Regions from separate parts of the Homo sapiens genome. Here region 1 is linked to region 2. The links are chromatin loops, found by intact Hi-C in ENCODE. Cell type or tissue: psoas muscle. All regions are shown on one strand.

Region 1 (8,000 bases), 230 kb before region 2:
GAAAAAAAAATCATTTTATCAAAAAGACACCTGCATTCAGTGTTTATAACAACACTATTCACAATAGCAAAGTCACGGAATCAACCTAAGTGTCCATCAATGATTGATTGGATAAAGAAAATACGGTGGCCCAGTGTGGTGGCTCACGCCTATAATTCCAGCATTTTAGGAGGCCGAGGAGGGTGGATCACCTGAGGTCAGGAGTTCGAGACCAGCCTGGCCAACATGGTGAAACCCCATCTCTACTAAAAATACGAAAATTAGCTGGGCATGGTGACGGGCACCTGTTATCCCAGCTACTTGGGAGGCTAAGGCAAGAGGATCACTTGAACCTGGGAGGTAGAGGTTACAGTGAGCCAAGATTGCACCATTGCACTCCAGCCTGGGCAACAAGAGCGAAACTCAGTCTCAAAAAATATGTATGTATATATGGTACATATACACAATGGAATACTATGTAGTCATAAAAAGAATGAAATAATGTCCTTTTTAGCAACATGGATGGAACTGGAGGACATTATCCTAAGTGAAATAACTCAGAAACAGAAAATCCAATACTGCATGTTTTCTCTTATAAGTGGAAGCTAAATAATAAGTACCCATGGACACAAAGATGGAAGCAATAGACACTGGGGACTCCAAAGCAGGGAAGAAAGATGGGGGGCAAGGGTCAAAAAATTACTTATCAGGCACTATGTTCACTATTTGGGTGATGAGTTCACTAGAAGCCCAAACCTCACCATTACACAATAGACCTGTGTAATAGACCTGCACATGAAACCCTGAACCTAAAATTAAAAAAAATACTTTCCTCATTGATTGTTTCATTTCTTCATATGGCTAATTAGTCACAGAGAAAAGATTATTCTCCTCTGCTGTGCCCAACCCCATACACTTCATGCAGGTCTTTCTTCAAACGGGGGACCATTATACTGGTGTCCATCTCTTTGAAGAAAAGGAGAGGGAAAATCTGGAGTTTGAGGCTCTGTTTCTTATCATAGTCTTTTTCATCTTTTAATTTTTGTTCAACCTTATCTACTATGGCAGAAACTACCAATACCTGAGTTTTCCTTTTGGAGGCACACAATTAGACATATTTCCCATCCTGTGGCATCTATGTGAGACTACAGAACTGATTCCTATCAACGTGACACATCTCAGGGAGGCAAGGTGTGTTACTTGGAGGGCTAGGTGTGTCTGCTATGCTCTCTCAGTCTTTCTTTATACATCTCATAAATGTAGAGAACTCTGACATACAGTCACAAGTTGACAGATGCCTGGATCCCTGAATGATTGCATGAGCAGAGCTCTACATCGACCACACTGAAATGTGACTTGACCGGGAACTTTTTTATGTTACGTTACATTGTTTGTTTTAGCAATCAAGTCTACCCTGACTCATAATTGCCAGCTTTTTCTCTTCTCCTTTCTTATTCTCTCTGGCCAAATGTTTGCTTGGTACTCTGTTCCTGAGTCATTTCTTGAATCTTCAACTGACTAACTCACCAGAGGCTACTTGTCAATGGCCCTAGCTCTTCAAAGACAGGGCAGGTATACTGTTCACCTTTGCACCTCTATTGTCATTCATGCAGTAGGTTCAATAAATAAATGTGTAAGGTGCTATTCATAAGATGTTGCTAAAATGGGTCCTTCTTCTCGAGGTTCTTACCTCAAATTGAGGAGACAAGATATATACATATGTAAGGTAGTATATGAAAAGTGCCAGTGGTTCATATACACCGTGAAATATTGTGCAGCCATAAAAAAGGATGAGTTCATGTCCTTTGCAGGGACATGGATGCAGCTGGAAACCATCATTCTGAGCAAACTATCACAAGGACAGAAAACCAAACACCTCATGATCTCACTCATAGGTAGGAATTGAACAATGAGAACACTTGGACACAGGGCGGTGAACATCACACACCAGGGCCTGTCGTGGGGTGGGGGTCTAGGGGAGGGATAGCATTAGGAGAAATACCTAATGTAAATGATGAGTTAATGGGTGCAGCAAACCAACGTGGCACATGTATACCTATGTAACTAACCTGCACGTTGTGCACATGTACCCTAGAACTTAAAGTATAATTAAAAAAAAAAAAAGAAAGAAAAGAAAAGAGAAAAGTGCCAATGGTTTGTTCAGAAAATAACTGCAGCTGGGGATCAGAAGAGGAAGCTAATATACAGCCTACTGTAGTTAAGGAAGTGTTCACATCAGGGAGGAGAAGTGAGCTAAGCTTTGAAGGGCAAGTAGGATTCTAAGAGGTGGAGGAGATGGGAGAAATCACAGGAAAAGAGAAAGAGGAGGCATCTCTAGAGTTGCCCAGTGACATAAGCACAATTAAAACTTGGTTGTGCACATCATTCTTCCACAAGTGAGGTCCTAACCCAGTTGACTAATCAATAAAATTATACTTATCTGCTCCTGGCATATTATACTTTCATGTACATCTTTGGAACAGTTCTCCTGATCTCTCCCTATATGAGATATATAAATAAGTGCTCATTATTGATAGTAATTCCTATACTCTATCTGACATAGAGTCAGATTATTATTACCAATAAATCAGAGAGTTTCATCTGGCATTCTCCTCCATTCTGTCTGTCTATCAGTAATTTAAGCTTGCAGTCTCATTGAATATATATTCCTCTGTAATTTCTTCCCATGGCTTAAAACTAATTTTAACAGCCCTTTGCATGTGTAGATACATTTATTTTAAAGGGCTCTCATCCATCTCTCATCATAGGATATGGAGAAGACTGAGGCTATCTCCTGGAGCAGAGACTTTAAGTGCAGATGATATTAGCTGTCTATAACCAAGACAGGGCTGTTGGCTTATTATGGCAGACAGGGTTGGTAGTTCATTGGTAGTTTTCAGATGAAGAATTCACTATAAGTGCTAATAAAGCCAGGCCAAGCTGATCGTTGTCCAGGAAGGAGAATAGACAAGGAGAGAGCTCTCAAGAGGGTCAGTCATCAGGAAAGGAGTGGAGAGAAAGTGTTCTGGGGGTTCCAATATGGACTTAAGAGAAGTCATCTCTGAGAGCCTTGTTTCATGTTTATTTTCAACTAGATCCATCCTTTTCCCATTCCTAGCATTCACGCTCCCATCCCAAATCACTGAAGGGTTTCAGGTCTTGTTATAGGAACTATTTTTTAAAAAGTGTTTTTTTGTTTTGTTTTGTTTTTTGAGAGCGGGTCTCACTCCGTCACCCAGGTTGGAGTGCAGTGGCACAATCTCGGCTCACTGCAACTTCCACCTCCCAGGCTCAAGTGATCCTCCCACCTCAGCCCCCACAGTAGCTGAAACTACAGACATGCGCCACACACCTGGCTAATTTTTGTATTTTTTGTAGAGATGGGGATTCGCTACATTGCCCAGGCAGGTCTCAAACTCCTGAGCTCAAGCATTCCACCTGCCTCGGCCTCCCAAAGTGCTGGGATTACAGGCATGAGCCACCATGCACGGTCTAGGGAACTATATTTGATACAGTTGTGATTGTAGGGAAAAATGAGAGAAATGGAATATTTACCCATAAAGTGTAGTTATAAAATTCCTTTAAATTTTCTATTTTCTTCTCCAATATACTTGGAAGCTCAATATATTAATATTCTAGATGTGCTGAATACCCCCCTCTTCTGTCTCTGAGAACACTTACAGTCCTCGCCATTCATCTGGCCCTCCACAGAGTCTGCCTTAATACTGAGGCTGGCTTTTCCACAAGTGCTTTCTCCTTCCTTAGTAGTTACTCACAGACCACAGTTCTTGGTGGTCACCTGTAGACCTGGTTCTGAAGAAGCAGCATAATTGTTACCTGTTTTTCTTCCCAATAGACTCTGAGCCTCCTTGACGGGAAAGATTTTCCTTCTGGACCTCCATCTCCCTGGTGAAAGAAAGGTGGCACATGGCAAATCTTCAACAAACGTTGGCTGTTTGAATGGATTGGTGAAGGATGAATGGATAAATGAAGTGCAGATCCCTTGCAATTGGAGTCTGTGTTAGGGTCTGTGTTATACCTCCTGTATCCTTGGTACCTGGCACTGTTCCTTGAACAGAGTTTTTAAACCCGTGGATGCTCTTTCAGCATGGAAGTCACTGGAATCAGTATTTAGGGGAAGAGTTATGAGTTGTTCTTTATTTCTCTATTAGTTATAACCAGCTTACTTCCACAAAGAGCTTAAAGAAAAAGAACATTAAGACTAGGACTTTTTCTCAAACATCTTACAGATTACAGGATTGTTCTTTTGAACTCTGAAAAATAAGCTGGTTTTGCTGTCAACTTTATGATTGGGTCAGAAGTCATCAGTGCTTTAACAACAGAATCTTGGGTGTGGTGTTTCCATGATTTCACCCAGGCATGTTCCCAGCATGAACATAAGGGAGGGAACACATGATTAAATAACGGTTTTTAACATCTTGTCACAACTACATGTTTAGCCGGACTCTCAATAAAAAATGAATGTGTCCTCAGAGTCACTTGTCTGTTTTAGACACATTTCTAGCAGCACTTTGAACTTTCTTTAAAACATCACACGCCCCTTGAAAGCAGAGTCTGTGCTCTCAGGCTATGTGTGCAGTGAGTGTCTATAAATCCGCAATCACTTTCAAATCTATGGGATTATAAGGCCAGGTCATCCCATGCCCTCAAAGCTGAATTCCAACTTAAATCAAAACCGTTTTCTGACTTAAATCACAAGTGCCCTGACTGGTATGCTCACAACTTTCTTTCCTAATGACTAAAATGGTCTGTGTGTGTGTGTGTGTGTGTGTGTTTTTCTCAGTTTGGCTCTCCCCCTTTCCCCCCTCGTCCCATCTTTCTCCTTATCTCAACAAAACCATCAATTTGCCAAGTAACCACTGTGGAAATTTCATTAGAGCTGCTGTATTTTACTGTAAATATCACCCACCCAGGGCATCCGGTTGAGCGGCACCAGATGTGCTTTCCTGGCCGATCGCCAGCCTCTGCTGAGCCATCGCCCTAGAAGGACATTTTCACCTCTGTGAGTTCGTCACATCAAGAGTAGCTCTTTCCAGAGACTTCTGTTAATAACAGAGAAAGTCTGTCTTGCTTTGTGCTTTAAATTGTGTGCCCCATGTGCTGGAGCTGCATCTGCACAACAGTCTAAAGGCGAACAATTGGGCTCTGTGGTGTTTTGTGGTGTATAAAGTGAGATTCTCATTCTGTCCTAATGAGATGAGTCCAGGCGACTCTGCACACCACTGTAGGGTGGATTGAAGAGATTTGGCAGCCTCTCCATTCCCTCTTCTGGTTTTGGTTTTCCCACCTCTTTACCCACCCAGGTTTCTCCCAACCTGCTCTTGGTACAAGCTGAAGCTCCAACCCTCAGTATCTTAGCATGTGACCTTATTTAGAGATAGGGTCTTTACAGGGGTAATCAAGTTAATATGAGGACATGTGGGTGAGCCCTAATCCCATATGACTGGTGTTCTTTTCTTTTTTTTAACTTTTATGTTCAGGGGTACACATACAGGTTTGTTTTATGGGTAAACTCATGTCGTGGGGGTTTGGTATATATTATTGCATCACCCAGGTACTAAGCATAGTACCTGTTTTTTTTTTTCTGAACCTCTCCCTCCTGCTACCCTCCTCCCTCAAGGGGGCCTCAGTGTCTGTTGTTCCCCTCTTTGTATCTCTGTGTCCTCATTATTTAGCTCACACTTATAAGTGAGAACATGAAGTATTTGGTTTTCTGTTCCTGCGTTAGTTCCCTTAGGATAAGGCCTCCAGCTCTATCCATGTTCCTGCAAAGGACATAATATTATTCTCTTCTTATGGCTGCATAGTATTCCATGGTGTATATGTGCCACATTTTATTTATTCAGTCCACCGTTGATGGGCATTTAGGTTGATTCCGTATCTTTGCTATTGTGAATAGTGCTGCAATGAACACATGCGTGCATGTGTCTTTATGGTAGAATGATTTATATTCCCTCGGGTATAGATCCAATAATGGGATGGCTGGGTCAAATGGTAGTTCTGTTTTTAGTTCTTTGAGGAACCACCACACTGCTTTCCACAATGGTTGAACTAATTTAGACTGGTTTAAGAAGAGGAGCAGAGACGCAGAGGCAGATGTGCAGAGGAAAGAGGATGTGATGACACACAGGAAGAAGACGGCCATGTGGCTGGGGTGATGCCTCTACAAGCCCAGGAACACCAGGGATAGCCAGCAAACATGAGGAACTGGAAGAGGCATGGAAGGCTCCATTCCTAGAGCCATCAGAGAGAGGATGGCTCTGCTGACACCTTGATTTCAGACTCCCAGCCTCCAGGACTGTGAGAGAATACATTTCTGATGTTTTAAGTTGCCCAGTTAGTTCTTGGTGTCTTGCAGCAGCAGCCCCCAAAAAGGAGTACCCCTCTCTTTCTCCCACTCTGCTCACAGCAGCTGTCTTCCAACTCAGGGTCGTTCCACAGTCATGCTCCGCTCTAGCTGCATTCCAAGTGGCAAGTTTTTCTCTCTTTGCCCTCCAGCCCTCACAACGTATCAGTCTTTGTCCACTTCTCCAATGCCTCAGTGTCTTTAGAGTTATTAATAGTGAAGGGACTACCTAAGAACAGTGGCATCTTAGGGCACGGCTGCTGGGCTGACAGGTCAATGGTCTGGGTCCAGGTTGTACATAACATCTACCAGAGGTTTCCCAGGAAAAATGGCTTCCACTGTTTCTCAAACTGGAATCTGAGGTCTCTCTAAGAGTTGTTTTTCTTGAGACAGGGTCTTGCTCTGTTGCCCACACTGGAGTGCAGTGGCACAATCACAGCTCACTGCAGCCTCGACATCCCGGGCTCAAGCAATCCTCCTACCTCAGCCTCCTGAGTAGCTGGGACGACAGGTGCATGCTACCACGCCCAGCTAAGTTTCTAATTTTTGGCAGAAATGGGGTTTCACTATATGGCCCAGGCTAGTCTTGAATTCCTGGACTCAAGTGATCCTCCCACCTCAGCCTCCCAAAATGCTGGGATAACAGGCATGAGCCATTGTGCTCAGCCACTCTGAGAGTTTTTTATCTTGTGTTTTCATTTACAAGACCTTCTAAAAAGTTATTAGTCTTCCAATTATAAAATCAAAACTTCTGTTTTGCAGTGATTATTACAAGCAAATATAATTTTTAAATCCATTTTCCTCGAACACTTTTTTCCCCCCTTAAAAGGGGGCTATTTATTTCTCAAAATTAAGAAACCATGATGCAAATGAAAGGAATGGTCGGACAGAAACCTGGGCTGAGAGGCCTTTGGTCTTACCGCTGGCTTATTCTAATTTTGAGCTGGATCTCATTCAATGCCAAGCCAAATTTGCCAGCTCATCATTAGCCATTACATGTACAGATATATTTGCATGAGGATTTTAGAAAATAAAAACAATTGCTCACCTGTCTTTCTATCAACTGAAACAGCCTTTCCAAATAACACTCTCTTTTCCCCTACCGCACCTCATGGAGCAAACATGCTGTGAGCAACTTTTAAAATAAATTATTCAGAATCTTGGAGGTTGGAAGATGGGGCAGAAGTCCCCTGGAGTATTTTGAAGTAAACACCAAATTATAAATGAAGAGCTCTTTATACACAGGTTATAGGGGCAGGAACAAGGACGGAGTGGATGGGCTGGATTCCAGCCCCTGGCTAACCTTCAGGAAAACAACTGAGTCTCAGTTCACCGGCTGGGAATCCTGAGGGGTAGTGCCCCTGTCTCTGAGGGTCTAGTGGAAAGGTTCCCTGATGAACCTCTGTGTGGATGCATGTGTGGGGGAAGAGTTCTCTTCTCCAGGCCTGGTTTCCACCGTCTGGGCATCATCTACCCCTAACGGAGGTGTGCTGTCTCTGCTCAGGCTGCAGAGAGGACGGGTGGGCCTGAGCGGAAGCAGAGAGTGGGAAGAGATGGCCTTGGGCATGCAGGAAGCCCTCTCTGGGCTGCCTTCCAAGGGCCTGATTTCCAGCTCTGCCGTGGCCCATCCAGGACAGAGGGCTTCAGCAGCTGT
Region 2 (8,000 bases):
CTCCCAAAGTGCTGGGATTACAGGTGTGAGCCACCACGCCCAGCCGTAAGCCAGCTTTTCTTTTACTGGTCTTATAGCTTGAAAAATGATTTTGGCTTAAGTTTTCTGGGAGCTTCTGTCCTGAGAAGTTTCCCTACAGTCTCAATATCATGATGACAGTCTCGCATTGAAGAAGACTGCTCTAAGCAAGTCTTGATTCAGAGAACTAGGGATTCTCCTTCCCCAATTCCACACAACACCAGATGTTTTTCAGGGGTGTGTGTGCGTGTGTGCGTGCGTGCGTGCGTGCGTGTTTTCCCTCTCTTGTTTTAGCTTAACCAAACAAAAGCAGCAATGCCAACTATTTACTTACCATTCCAACATACCTAAGTATGGTACAATAAAAATATTTTAACCTGTTTTCTCACAGTAGCTCTAATACCAATCTTCAAGTTATATTCAGCATCTGCCACAAGTCACATTTGTTTTTGATATAGCTTGAATTTACTCATGTGTCTATGAAATGGAATCATTTTTAGCATTTATAGTGTATCATTTACCTGCTGTACAAATATTTTTGCAGCTTTTTGTATGTGCCAGCTACTTTTCTGAGCACTGGGTATCCAAAAAGCAAAACCAAAACCAAATATAAATATATTGTGCTAAAGGTTGTCACAAGTCAGTTGTGCAGTAGAGGTAACCTGACTCCCTGAGGCTCACTTTGCAAGTGCTAAAATTGTCACACAGTTCCCCGTTATGTCTGAATCAATACCAATCCTTGTGACTAGGGCAGCTGGTCAAATCATATATTCACTGCTCTACAGTATTAGAAATGCATCTGTCTTTGGTGAAGACTAGCCTATCATTCTTGTGCCATTGGATATCACCCCCATGCTTGTTGTCCTGAACAGTGTCCTAATGGAACAGCAAGACTGTGCCCTTCCCCTCCTGACAGATGTCATCCAAACAAACAAAGAAGTTGCCTTCAAAGACCTGGATGTGGCCATTCTCTTGGGCTCTGTGCCAAGAGAGGAAAGATTTACTGAAAATGTAAAAATCATCAAATGGCAGGGTGCAGCCTTGGAGAAATATGACAAGAAGTTCGTTAAGGTTATTGTTATGGGAAACCCAGCCAATATCAACTGCCTGACTGCCTCCAAGTTGGTTCCATCCATCTTCAATGAGAACTTCAGTTGCTTGACTTGTTTGGATCACAACCAAACTCAAGTTCAAATTACTCTTAAACTTGGTGTGACTGCTGACAATGTAAAGAATATTACATATCTGGGGAAACCATTCCTTCACTCAGTATCCAGATGTCAACCAAGCCAAGACGAAATTGCAAGCAAAGGAAGTTGTTTATGAAGCTCTGAAACATGACAGCTGGCCCCAGGGAGAATTCATGGCTGTGCAGCAACATGGTGCTGCTGTCATCGAGGCTCAAAAACCATCCAGGACAATGTCCACTACAAGAGCCATCTCCAACCACCTCAGAGACATCTGGCTTGGAACCCCATAGGGAGAGTCTGTGTCCAGTGGGGTTATCTCTAATAGTGACTCCTATGGTATTCCCAGTCATCGTTCTACTCATTCTCTGTCGTATTCAAGAATAAGACCTGGAAATTTGTTGAAGCTCTCTCCATTAATGATTCCTCATGTAAGAAGATGGATCTTACTGCAAAGGAACTGGCAGGGAAGAAAAAGAAACTGCTTTAGAATTGCTTTCCTCTGTCTGACTATAAATCATTTTGATGTTGCTAAATGCCCTAAAGCTGAAGAATCTAAATGTCGTCTTTGACACTAGTACTAAATAATAATACTGCTATGTGTAAATTACTCGTGAAAAACAACATGTTTTGAAGATTATTTGCTTCTCAGTACAGACTTGTGAGTGACAGTTTATTATCATGCCGTTAATCCTGCATTCTAAATAAAAATATATATTCAAATAAAAAACAATAAAGGCAGTCACAGGTTCCACTCTCTCTGATAGACACTCGTTCCATCTAGATTTTGCTTCTTCTCATTCCCTTCAGAAATAGATCCTAAAATGTATAGAATCCAAGAAATGTGTGAGGTTCCATCCACATCTTCTTACCAGGCCAAGCTACTTTAAAAATATGCACAGTGTTTGTGTGTGCATAAGTAAGATCAAAATTTATCACCATGATTCCAATGTGCAAAAAAATGAAAGATTTTCTTTCATTGACCTTATCTTGCTCTTGTTTTCTAAAATGCTTTATTTTTGTCAACTGAAAAGTAACAAATTTTTTTAACACGCTGTGCAGAGTTAACATGGCAGGCCTGAGATTGCTATCTTTAGAAAGGCCTGCTTGTGAGGTTGGCCCTTGGCTGGTGTCCAGGAATTTGGACTTGGGGAGGGTTCCCACCATTCCCAGAACTGATAAGAAGGACTCACTGTGCCTAAACTGTACAAACAATATGGTTTCTGCCAAACAATCTCTTTCCTTCTGGGCGTCTGGAATTTGGGTATGTGCTGGGCAGCGGTGCCTAGTGACCAGCCCCAAATAAAAACCATAAGTCCTAATCCTCTATTGAGCTTCCCTAGTAAACAACACTTCAGACCTGAGGTCACAACTTATTGCTGGAGGAATTAAGTGTGTCCTGTGTGATTCTGGTGGGAAAGCCTCCTTAGAAGCTTGTGTCTGACTTCCCTGGACTTCGCCCCATGCGTCTTTTCCCTTTGCTGTTTGTGCCTGGCATCCTCCTGCTGTAATAAATCTTAGTCATGGGTATGACTCTATGTTGAGTCCTGTGAGTCCCCCTGGTAAATCCCTGAACCTGGAGGTGGTCTTGGGAGCCCTGGACACATATTAATTATTGAGGTGTCCTATGCACCGAGCACTTTTCTAGGAGCTGAGGATATAGCAGTGAGCAAAACAAAAGTCCCTGCCCCATGGATTTTACATGCCTGGGGGGTGAGAGGGTGGAGGAGGAGAGGAAGGAGACAGCCCATATGAAATAGACAAGTAAATTGTGTAATGTGCCTGACGATGAGAAGTGCTGTGGAGGAAAATAAAGCCGGAAAGGAGGTAGGCAATGCTGGATTTGAGGCCTGCCACTTTAAACAGGGGAGTCATAGAAGGCTTTGAGTTAAGATCAGTAGGAGAAGGGGTAGGAATATCTGGGAACAAGGCTTTCTAAGCAAAGGGAACAGCTGGTGCTACAGGCCCTGAGCTGCAAGCATGTTCAGTTCAGGGACAGCAAGGAGGCCAGTGTGGCTGCAGGGCAGGGAGCCACAGGCCAGAGGGATAGAATATGAGACTCAAGAGTACAGAGGGCTGGATCAGGTGGGCCATTGCCAGCTTTCTGGCTTTTATTCTGAGCGAGGCAGGAAGTCATTAGAGGGCTGTGAGCAGAGAAGTGACATTAAAAGATTTGTTTTTAAAAGTATCACTGTGGCTATTGGTGGAGAATACATTCTAGGGTGGCAAAAGCAGAAATAGGAAGGACAGTCAGGGGATTATTGTAATAACCTGGGACTCATGGGTGAATTAGATATGTGATGGGGGAAAAAGAGGGGAGTCGATAATGATTCCAGGGCTTTGAGCCTGAGCACTTGATGAAGTTGCAGTTTACTTTGGGGAAACTGAGGAAGCAGCAGTCTTGAAGGGGAAGGGGAAGACAGAAATTGGATTTTGGATTTTCATTTTTTTTTTTAAGAGATGGAGTCTCATGCTGTCACCCTGCTGGAGGAGTGCTGTGGCATAATGTTGGTTTATTGCAGCCTCGAACACCACTTGGACTCAAGCAATCCTCCCACCTGAGCCTCCCAAGTATCTGGGACTACATGCACGCACCACCACACCTGGCTAATTTTTGTATTTTTTGTAGAGACAAGGTCTCCTTATGTTGCCCAGGCTGGTCTCGAACTACTGGGCTCCAGCAATCTTCCCGCCTCAGCCTTCCAAAGTGCTAGGATTACAGGCATGAGCCACTGCTCCCAGCATGGAAATTTGGATTTTAGATGTGTTAACTTTGAGATGCTTAACAGTCTAGTAAAACCGTACAGTTGATATTTCTATTTTGTAGATGAGGAAACTGAGGCACAGAGAGGTTAAATGATTTGCTCAGGGCCACACATCTGAGAAGGTTTCACATCCTCAGTCTGGTTCCAGCATGTATTCTCTCAAGCCCTCCACTACACTGGACTTGCAATCTTCTAAGCTAAAATGACTTCCCATGATGCAATAATAGATATACATTAATAACAAATATGTAAATGTTATTCAAATAAGATTAACACAATATAATAAATAACAAATACTTATTTGTAATTATTATTATTATTATTATTATTATTATTATTATTTTGAGACGGAGGTTCACTCCTTGTTGCCCACGCTGGAGTGCAATGGCATGGTCTCGTCTCACTGCAACCTCCGCCTCCTGGGTTCAAGCGATTCTCCTGCCTCAGCCTCCCAAGTAGCTGGGATGACAGGCATGCACCACCATGCCCAGCTAATATTTGTATTTTTAGTAGAGATGGGATTTCTCCATGTTGGTCAGGCTGGTCTCGAACTCTCGACCTCAGGTGATCCGCCTGCGTCAGCCTCCCAAAGTGCTGGGATTACAGGTGTGAGCCACCGTGCCTGGCCAAACTCCTGGTTTTTAAGACAGATAGATAGGTTCATGGATGGATGGGTGGATGGATCGATGGATGGCAGGCAGATATTGATAGAGATAAGCATGTGTGTGGATGAGTCATGAGTAATCCCTGCTGCCCAGTCTTTTCATGACTGAAGGATTTATTATCAAAAATGCTGGAAACATTGTTGACTAACAAGTCTCAGCTGCCAGCCCTTTTTGGAATTGCCTTAGCTAAAGAGAGCCACCTTGCCCGACTTCATGAACCCTTCCTGGGGAGGCTCATATTCAATGACTGATTGACTCAGGGGTATGAAGGCCTGAATCCCTCATCCCAACTCAGAACTCTAAAGGAACATCCAGCATCAGAGCTCCCATGGGGTCAACTGAGGTCTTTGTGGAGACCGCATCACAGCCTATCTTCTCCCTGTGCCCAATCCTGCTTCCTTCCCTTGCATTCCATAGTAGTTCATCCCTAGAGCGCTCCCTAACAAACGTTCTGCTCACTTATTTCTGTCTGCATTCAGTTCTCAGGGAACCCTTCCTGTAAACTGCATGTGTGAGTGCACACACACACACACACACACACACTCACATCCTAGCTCTCTGCTGAAAGGGCCTAGAAGCAATGACACTCCTGTAGCAATGAGTACTCCTAGTGCTCAAATATTAGTTTCTAAACATTATTCCCAATTAGCAGGGTATGGTGGCACATACCTGTTGTCACGGCCACTCAGAGGGCTGAGGTGGTAGAACCACTTGAGCCTGGGAGGTTGAGGCTGCAGTGGGCCGAGTTCACATGGCTGCAGTCCAGCCTGGGCAACAGGGTGAGAGACCCTGTCTCAAAAACAAAACAAAACAACAATTATTCTCCGCTAAAAGGAACAAGGGGTTCTTGGAGAAATGGCTGATTCCAGAGTTGGAAAAGAGAAAATAAAAAATGATCCTGAAACATCTTGAACCAGAAAGTAAAGAAGTGTTCAAAGAAGGATGGGGCCATGTCAAAAGAACACAGGAAATAGCTTGAAGGGTTCTCACTGGCCAAATCTTGTGCAATTTGAGTGTCAAAATAATGACAGTAACAAATTATAGCTCACTGAATAACATAAGAATCCATGAGTCTATACAGTGATAAGTAAATAAATGAATAAATAAACGAATAAATCAATGAGAAGGAAAAGCTCTTCACTGTAGTAGAACACCAGCAAAAAATCTAGAAGAAATGAAGTGATAGTCACCACTCGACAAACCTCATCGTCATGGTTGACTTGGACAAGAATTATCAACGGATGTTAAAAACTACTGGGTGAGAGTTTTGGTGAGGAATGGAATATAATCTATACTACATAATCTCAAAGTATCTCCCCACAAAGTACTTATCAGTTACAAGGGGTGAGGGGAAATGCAGAGGGGAATAATACCCTTACTGCAGGGAAACTGGGTAGACAGCATCTTAACTTAGTGATCAAAGTTAACATCACCCATAATGGAATAAATTTACATCCTGCCTCCTGATATCATGCACTGAGAATACAACATCTCTTTTGTGGTATTCCTGCCAAAAATGTATTACCTCAATCTAATCTGAGGAAACATTAAGAACACCCAATTGAGAGGCATTCTACAAAATAACTGGCCTGTATTTGTCAAAAATATCAAGGTTATCAAGGACCCACTGAGGAACCATTCCAGATTAAAGGCGACTAAAGAGATTTGGCCATGTGTGATCCTGGAGTGGACTCTGGACTGGATTTTTTTCTTTGTCTATTTTATCTTATTTTCACTATACAGGACATTATTGGGACAATTAACAAAATTTGAATAAAGTCTGTAGATCAGAAAATAATATTTTATTAGTGTTCATTTCCTGTTTTAATAAATTATACTGTGGTTATTTTAAGAGAATGTCGTTGTTCTTAGGAAATACATACTGAAGTATTTAGGAATAAGAGGGAATCATGTCTTCAATCTACTCTCAAATATTATATAAAAGTATCACATGCACACAGAAGAATAAAGCAAATGTGGCAAAATGTTAACCGTTGTGGAATCTGGATGAAGGGAATAGAGAACAACCGCTGTACAAAGAACTCTTTGTATTATTCTTGCAACTTTCTGCATGTCTGAATTATTTCAAAATAAATAAATGTTTAAAACGTATAGAGGCAATTATTTTTTATTCTGGTAGGAACAAACATTACCATCTTAACCATTTTTTGGTGTACAGCTCAGTAAGGTTAAGCATATTTCACATTGTTGTGAAACAGAGCTCCAGAACTTTTTCATCTTGCAAAACTAAAACTCTGTACCCATTAAACGACAACTCCCTATTCCCCTCCCCCAGCCCCTGGCAACCATCATTCTACTTTTTGTTTCTGTACATTTGAGTACTCTAGATACATCATGTAAGTGGAATTGTACAGTATCTTTCTTTTTGTGACTGGCTTATTTCATTTAACAAAAGTCCTCAGGATTCATCCATGTTGTAGCATGTGATGAGATTTCCTTCATTTTTAAGGCTGAATAATATTCCATTGTAGACTACACTTTCTTTATCCATTCACCTGTAGATGGGCATCTGGGTTGCATTCACCCCCTTTGAATATCTTACTTGATTGTCTACAAAATTGAAGATATTCACCACTAGGGAAAAAATAAAGTGCTAGAGAAAAAAATGTTTCAAAGTTTGGGGATGTATATTCACTAAGATGAAAAATTTAAATAAGCTGAATCAGAAAACTAAATAAGTATGCTAGACCAAATTCTCAGTATTCTACTGCTATACATAGATGCTATTTCAGAGTATATGTTATATAGGCTCTGGTGCAATATCAAAAATATTTTTAAATATTGTAATTGGAAAAGTAGAAGATAGTTATACCTACCAAATGATTACAGCTGAAGGTGACTTGCCATAGTTTAGAAATGTTGATGTATTTTTCAAAATTATTATAAAGATGATTTAGTATTTTATGTAGCTTTTTAGAATATCTTTTATTTTAACATGGCAAAGGAAATGCAGAAATGATTTTAATATACATTTCCATGCAGTCACTGCATAGATATTTTAAGAGAAGTGATACATTTAACAATTCATTTAAAATCAGGAAGGAAATATCACTAGAGTCATTATTTGAATAAGTTTTGTGCAGTTGTCATTGAAATTTAATACTTTCTATGTGTCTTTCATGTTTGTAAATCTCTAACTTTGCTGCATCTGGAGGCTGCATTGATAGTTTTATTTTTAGAAATGATTACATTAACCTGGGAGAAACTACCTTAACCAAGCAATTAAGGTTGTCAGTGTCATGTTTCCATCTTGTATCCCTTTATACGACTCAATGAGAATGTCACTTCGGCTCTGTGGGAATCTTACCCAAAACTTATACTTATTATTGAATGTTTCATGAGAA

The links. A loop is a pair of places that touch in the nucleus more often than their neighbours do. Peaks named below come from ENCODE experiments on the same cell type or tissue, not always from the same donor. Only the 100,000 strongest peaks of a DNase experiment are listed, where the experiment ranks them.
Region 1: it touches region 2 in a loop (1.9-fold over the local background); 11 of 110 quality-filtered maps call a loop at or near these places.

The regions. Positions count from the first base shown.
Region 1 is chr6:15,875,219-15,883,218 of GRCh38, forward strand. No RefSeq gene overlaps it. Among named protein-coding and RNA genes, the nearest start is that of LINC02543, 120 kb to the right of the region's middle. RefSeq lists an enhancer at 5,040-5,089. In psoas muscle, no CTCF peak of the experiment used is centred here; DNase peaks (open chromatin) are centred at 4,943 and 6,146.
Region 2 is chr6:16,106,887-16,114,886 of GRCh38, forward strand. It overlaps the pseudogene MDH1P2. Among named protein-coding and RNA genes, the nearest start is that of MYLIP, 18 kb to the right of the region's middle. In psoas muscle, no CTCF peak of the experiment used is centred here; a DNase peak (open chromatin) is centred at 3,265; H3K4me3 peaks cover 343 bases; H3K27ac peaks cover 3,734 bases.